Regions from separate parts of the Mus musculus genome. Here region 1 is linked to region 2. Evidence: chromatin loops called from intact Hi-C (ENCODE). Cell type or tissue: heart. All regions are shown on one strand. Links, peaks and the distances in the headings refer to the core of each region. The heading gives the core; the rest is flanking DNA. Region 1 holds the start of Wtap (Wilms tumour 1-associating protein). Region 2 holds the start of Mrpl18 (mitochondrial ribosomal protein L18).

Evidence for each region. Peaks named below come from ENCODE experiments on the same cell type or tissue, not always from the same donor. Only the 100,000 strongest peaks of a DNase experiment are listed, where the experiment ranks them.
Region 1: a loop joins it to region 2, with 6 times the contacts of the local background. A loop is called at or near these places in 15 of 42 quality-filtered maps.

Annotation. Positions count from the first base shown.
Region 1 is chr17:12,990,326-12,993,227 of GRCm38, reverse strand. Wtap (Wilms tumour 1-associating protein) reads left to right here and starts at 969. Exons shown (of 8, transcript NM_001113533.1): 1 at 969-1,151. In heart, for the core only: CTCF peaks have their summits at 716 and 1,423 (motif pointing left); DNase peaks (open chromatin) are centred at 637, 957 and 1,347; H3K4me3 peaks cover 2,500 bases; H3K27ac peaks cover 1,994 bases.
Region 2 is chr17:12,914,986-12,917,887 of GRCm38, reverse strand. It overlaps Mrpl18 (mitochondrial ribosomal protein L18), which reads left to right and starts at 1,797. Exons shown (of 4, transcript NM_026310.3): 1 at 1,797-1,941; 2 at 2,064-2,250. The coding sequence starts at 1,890. Tcp1 (t-complex protein 1) reads right to left here and starts at 1,559. Exons shown (of 12, transcript NM_013686.4): 1 at 1,259-1,559; 2 at 5-90. The coding sequence starts at 1,322. In heart, for the core only: no CTCF peak of the experiment used is centred there; a DNase peak (open chromatin) is centred at 1,597; H3K4me3 peaks cover 2,500 bases; H3K27ac peaks cover 2,105 bases.

The DNA of each region.
Region 1 (2,902 bases), core at 231-2,730, 75 kb before region 2:
CCAGGAAACAGGATTTCAATGTATATTTCCATTATAAACAAAGTTGATCCTCCTTCTATGGAATATTTTAAGGATCTGTGAACCATCTGTTCACGTCCTTCTCCATTTTCTTTAGTTTTCCAAGGACCCTGCGATGTAAACTACCTAGTGGTGGCATCTGGTCTCTACTGTAACTGTATCCTTATAAATGATCTCAGGCAGGGCACCTACGCTGGGGATTAACCGGGCTCATAAAACCGACTAAGCCTAAATATGACTGTCCCATCTGGGAAGTGCTGAAGAGACTGCCGAGCACCGCTGTTCTTGCTAGAGTACTCCAGAACCCTCACCCGGCTGCCTTCCCGGGGCTTCCAGTCTGCCCACACGCGCAGCCTCCTGGCTCCTCGACTCAAACCCAAAGACGCCCCGGGGCAAAGCCGGCGGCCCCAAGAACGGCGACGGCTTCTAAGTCCCCCTCCCCCGCCCCCAACTTAAAACGAGGGGCGCTTAAGCATGAAGCCGCTGTCTCCCCGTTCCGGCACGATGCGCGGAAGCATCCTGAGCTGTGAGACTGCCTGGAAGAGCCAATCACGCGCTTGTCGGCTCGGATTCCTCCGCCCAGGCCGCGCAGCAGCCGCAGGTGGCCCCGCCGAGCTTGTCCGGCAGCGGCCGTCGTCCCGAGATGCCTCGCGGGTGACCTCCGACCTCGCGGGCCCGCCCTTCTCTCCGGCCGCTTCCCTTCCCAGCCCCGCTGAGCTTGCAGAGCCCCGACGGGGCCGGTGCGGGCTTCCGCGGACTGTCTCCGTGCGGCGGCGGCGTAGTGCCGCTGCCTCTCCGCGCCCCGAGGTCCCGAGCGGGGCCGAGCCGGCCGCCCCTCGCCCCTTCTCTCCAGAGGCGCCCGGCGCGGTGACCGAGGAGGCGCCCGAGAGGCGCGTCTCGGGTGAGTGGGCCACGGGCGGGGTCTCCGCGGCGCGCTCGGGGCGGGGCGCAGTCCGGGCGGGGCGGGGCCGGCGGCAGGGCCGGCTTTCCTCCCTCAGCGCCATTTTGTGGCTGCGAGACCCGCAAATAAAGGTTCTCGCCAGCGCTGCGGCGGGAGGAGCGCGGGGGGGCCGGCGGCGGCGCGGCCTCGGCCTGTGTGACTGGCGGCGCCCGCGCAGCCTCGGGCTGGGAAGGTAGGTGCAGCCCGCAGCGGGAATGGCCACGAGGGCCTGTGGGGCCGGGGAGCGAGGCGCGGCCGCCCTAGACCCGGGGAAATGCACTCCGGGCCGGAAGGGCGACCGGGCCTGCGGCCGTGCAGGTTTCCCGTTAGGCAGAGCGGTTTGCTGCCCGTGGGGATCCTTGCACCGCTTCGCGGCCATTCTACTTCCGTCCCTGACGGCAGGGGACAGGGCGGGCGTTCCCGCGGCCGGGGAGGCGGGGAGGCCGGAGGCCGCCCTCTCGGGGCTGACTGGCCATGCCGGTCCTTTCCCCGCCTCTGTCGCCCCCTCCCACCTTCCAGGGTTCGTCACCGGGGACCCAGAGGTACCCACAGTTCTGTATGGCACAAGTGAAGCATTCTGTTTTGTTTTTTGGGTTTTTTTTTTGTTAAAAACAATTCCGTACCACGTAGTAGCTTGTCTTTGCAACCACGTTCACCTGTGGACTTCCATTTTTACATAAGTGCATGCATTGTGAGAGTAGTTCTTTTTTTTTTTTTTTTTTGACAGCTTAGTGGAATTTTTCGTGAACTTCTAGTCTAGTTTTGGATTTCTGTATGGCTGATTTGACCGTATTTAAAATTGTTTTGCATAAGACAGCGGGTGCACGGTAGAACAAGACCTAAGTTTTCCTCTCTGTGTACATGTTTTATGGGCGTGGGGGGCGGCTAGGCCTTGTGCATGCACGCTAGGCCAGCCTTCTGCCGTTCAGCAATTCCCCGAGCCCACAGTTCTTGGTTTGAGAATGAGGAAGTCAGTTAATTTGACCCCAAAGGACTAAGAATACACTGTAAGCTGGTTGTAAAGATCGGTGAGCCTGTTAAAGCTTCAAGGAGCATGTTATAATCCTCTACGTTTTATTTACGCCTTTTTCATCGTTTTCACGCTCTACCCTAGCCTTTTCATTTAGTTAATTTTATTGTTTGGAAAGATAGGTGGAAGTCACAGATCAGTTACTACAAATTCTACCTTTCTTTCCCTTTAGCTTATGTTTGAGCTTTGGGACTGGAGAGTTGGCTCAGCAGTTTCTCTTCCAGCACCGGAATGATGGCTCTTGACCATCCTTAACTCTTGTTCTGGAATTTTGACTTCCCACTTCTGACCTCAGTGGGTGGCATCAGGCGTGCACGTGATGCACATATATACGTGCAAAACATTCATAAAACATTTTTAAATGCGGTCTGGAGAGAGATGGTTCAGCGGTTAAGAGAACTGACTGCTCTTCCAAAGGCCTGAGTTCAAATCCCAGCAACCACATGGTAGCTCACAACCACCCATAAAGAGATCTGAAGCCCTCTTCTGGTGTATCTGAAGACAGCTACAGTGTACTTACCATATAATAAATTTAAAAATTTTTTAAATGCCTTTTTTTTAAACGCTTTTTTTTCTTTTAAACCAAGCATCATGTTTTCTTATAGGTAAACATGTAGACGATTTGAAACTATTGAAAACAGACATTTTTGAGGTGGCTAGGTTTCACTCATTCATTCACTACTGCTGGGGCAAGTTAGGGGAGGTTGCAGTCTACAGGATGGCTTCTGATATGATTGAAACTGAATTTTAAGGATTTGGGCAGATGGGTTTCTAAGAGTGCTTTAGTTCTTCACTCTTAAACAGATGAGTGTGTTTGTACACTATGTTATGACTTGTATTTTTTGTTTTTGTTTTGGTTTTTTTCTAGTTCATTTTTTTCCTTTTTTTAAATTTCATTTACATTTCCAATGCTA
Region 2 (2,902 bases), core at 295-2,794:
TTACACCAATATCATCCACCAACATTTTATCCAAGCCAACTGGCCCAAAAGAACTTTTAACAATGTTGGCAATAGAAGCTGCAGCCATAACTGTAGATGAACAGTGAAAACTAATTAGAACAACACATAAACTATGACACTCAACTACCTATGATTTGCTAAAATCTAAAGTCTGTAATTACTATTTAAAAAAAAAAAAATCAAGCCGGGTGTGGCGGCGCACGCCTTTAATCCCAGCACTCGGGAGGCAGAGGCAGGCAGATTTCTGAGTTCGAGGCCAGCCTGGTCTACAAAGTTGCTTCCAGGACAGCCACAGCTATACAGTGAAACCCTGTGTGTGTGTGTGTGTGTGTGTGTGGGGGGGGGGGGGAATCACTTACTTAAGGACCAGTGAAGGTTAACTATTCTTTTTTCTATTTAGTATTGGTATATCACCGATTGCAAAGATTTTAATGCCTCAAATTATAAGCAATCTTAAGTTCATTCCTTACTACTACACTAGGGGGGAAAAAACCCTTTAAGTTCAGCCTTTCTCTTCAGACTCTGGCAAGTTTAGTAAGAATATTAGATAGTTCACCAGGATAAAGTAGTAGTAATTTCTAAGAGAGTTGTTTAAAAAAAAAAAAAAAGCACAACACAGAACACGGTTCCTGCAAGGGAATGCTTTCAAGAACAAATTCAACCACAGCAAACCACGTGCTTACTCGTATTAAAGTTAACCACGATAAAGGCAGCTAAAAGTATCGCTTAATAACGTTCAGTTTGCATTCCGTTACGTTTTACTGGGGGAGCAGCTGTCACCTGCAGATTCTGGGCATCCAAGAACCAGACCAGGGAAGGGAAGCAACGCAAAAGCCACCTAGATTCTATGAGCATCTTCTCAAGGGCCAATGGAACCGGTGAAAGCTACTCTTTTCTGGCTATGTCAGAGGTGCTCCAACCGGCTTGGAACCCAACAAAGGAGCAGAGGGGAGTGGCGGAGAAGTCTATCTGGAGCTCCTCTACTAGGTATTGGGGCACGGACGCCCACACCCATCTTGAACGCCTCCCCCAACCGTGTGCATTCTCGAACATTCTTCCCTTACACGGTAGGGCGCAATGGCGCCGAGCCGGCCGCTAGTGAGGGCGGATCCGGGATGGCTGGGCTTCTCCTGAAGGAACTTCACTGGGCCCGGCGGACAGCCCCGGCCTACGGACTGCGGCTGGGCTTCGGCCTGCGCCGCCGCGAGCTGGACCCTTACCATTCTCTCGCCCTTACCATTCTGGGAGCGGACCGCCTCCCCAGTGCTGCGGTCCCCGAACACGGACAAAGGACCCTCCATCTTCAGGAAACGAAGCAAAGCTCACTACGGCCGCAGACAACCGATAGCTCCGCTCTGAGACCGTTTAACGGCCACCACGGCGGGGACCACGGCGTGGAAAGGCCCGAGCGATGCCGCGGGGCCTGCTGGGTAACACGCCCTGCGCGCTCTCCACGCTCCACCAACCGCAAGGTCTGCCGGGAAAGCGGTAGGGATTGACAGACGAGGGCTGGGCGGGGCGAAAAACTGAAAACGCCGGAAGTAGGGGGCTGCGGGACGCTGGGTCAACTAGAGACAGTAGAAGAAAGGCGCGAAAGTGGAAAACGGAAGTCAGGCTCTTGGCCACGGCTAGCGTGTCCCGCCCTCCGCCTCAACGTCTGCGGTGATTGGTGAGCCAGGGATACCGATCGCTCACTCGGCCACTCAGCACCAGGGAGCTTGTTAGTTCCGGGTCCTTGAGACACCGAGGTACTGCCGGCCCTTGTAGCTTTACCCACAGTTAACATGGCTGCGACTAGTTGTTCCCCGAGACGACCCTGAGCAAAGGAAGATAGGGCACTGTGTGACTTTGCCCAGGTCCCGTCAGCCATGGCGCTTCGGCCGCGGTTCTGGAAATGTCTGTCAGTTTGCAGGAAACTGGGTAACTAATCTCGCCCCACCTCCTTGCCTGCGCTCTGTGCACAGTACGTGTGCATTTGCAAATGCGATTTTGTACCTGATGTGGGAAAGTGAAAGATGCATGTGATCTTTTTCATTTTCTAGAGTGTGGGTTCGCAGCCCTCTCAACCAGTTCCGTGCCGGCCGTGCAGCCCGACGTGGAGAGTAAGGAAAACGAAGCGGTGGCCCCGGAGTTCACCAACCGGAACCCTCGGAATCTGGAGCTCTTAGGGGTAGCTCGGAAAGAACGGGGCTGGGCTACCGTGTGGCCTAACCGTGAGTTCTGGCACAGGTAATTAAAGTCGGCTTGTGACTGACTAAGCTGTGCTTAGCACCTTACCAATTTCACCAATCCCCTGACTGATCCTGCCAGGTAAGCCTCGGGATGTGTCAGGAAGATGACATGTGGGTAGAAAGCGACCTTGGAGCAAGCAACTAGTTAGTTGCCTTGAAGAAAACTTAAACGGTAATTTGAGAATAAGCGGCTATGTCCTGAGGCCTCTCTGAAGGTGACATGTCAAAAAGCTGAGATCTAAAGGACAGGAAGCCGCGAAATCATTTGCCATGAAGGCTATTCTAGCAAAGGAGGCTAGGAGGCTGGGATTGAGTGTCTGGAACTGACAGGCCTGTGTACCTACCTGTTCAGTAAGTAAAGGTGTGTGTGTGTAAGCTGTTACAGAATAGAGTGCTAAGTAGAATTAGTTATTAGCGTGCACATTAGGGTAAAGTTTGAGCCTTAATGATTTTTTAATGGGGGGAATAAAGGTTAAAAGTTCATTAATAGAAACATTTTATGAAATACATTTTAAAATTTGTATTCATTTAAAGCACTTACTGAGTTCACTGAGGACCCAGGCAGCTTACAATGGTCTGTAATTCCAGTTCCCAGGGATCTGACACCCTCTTCTGACCTTGGCACACAGCGATACATTCCCAAAAATAAT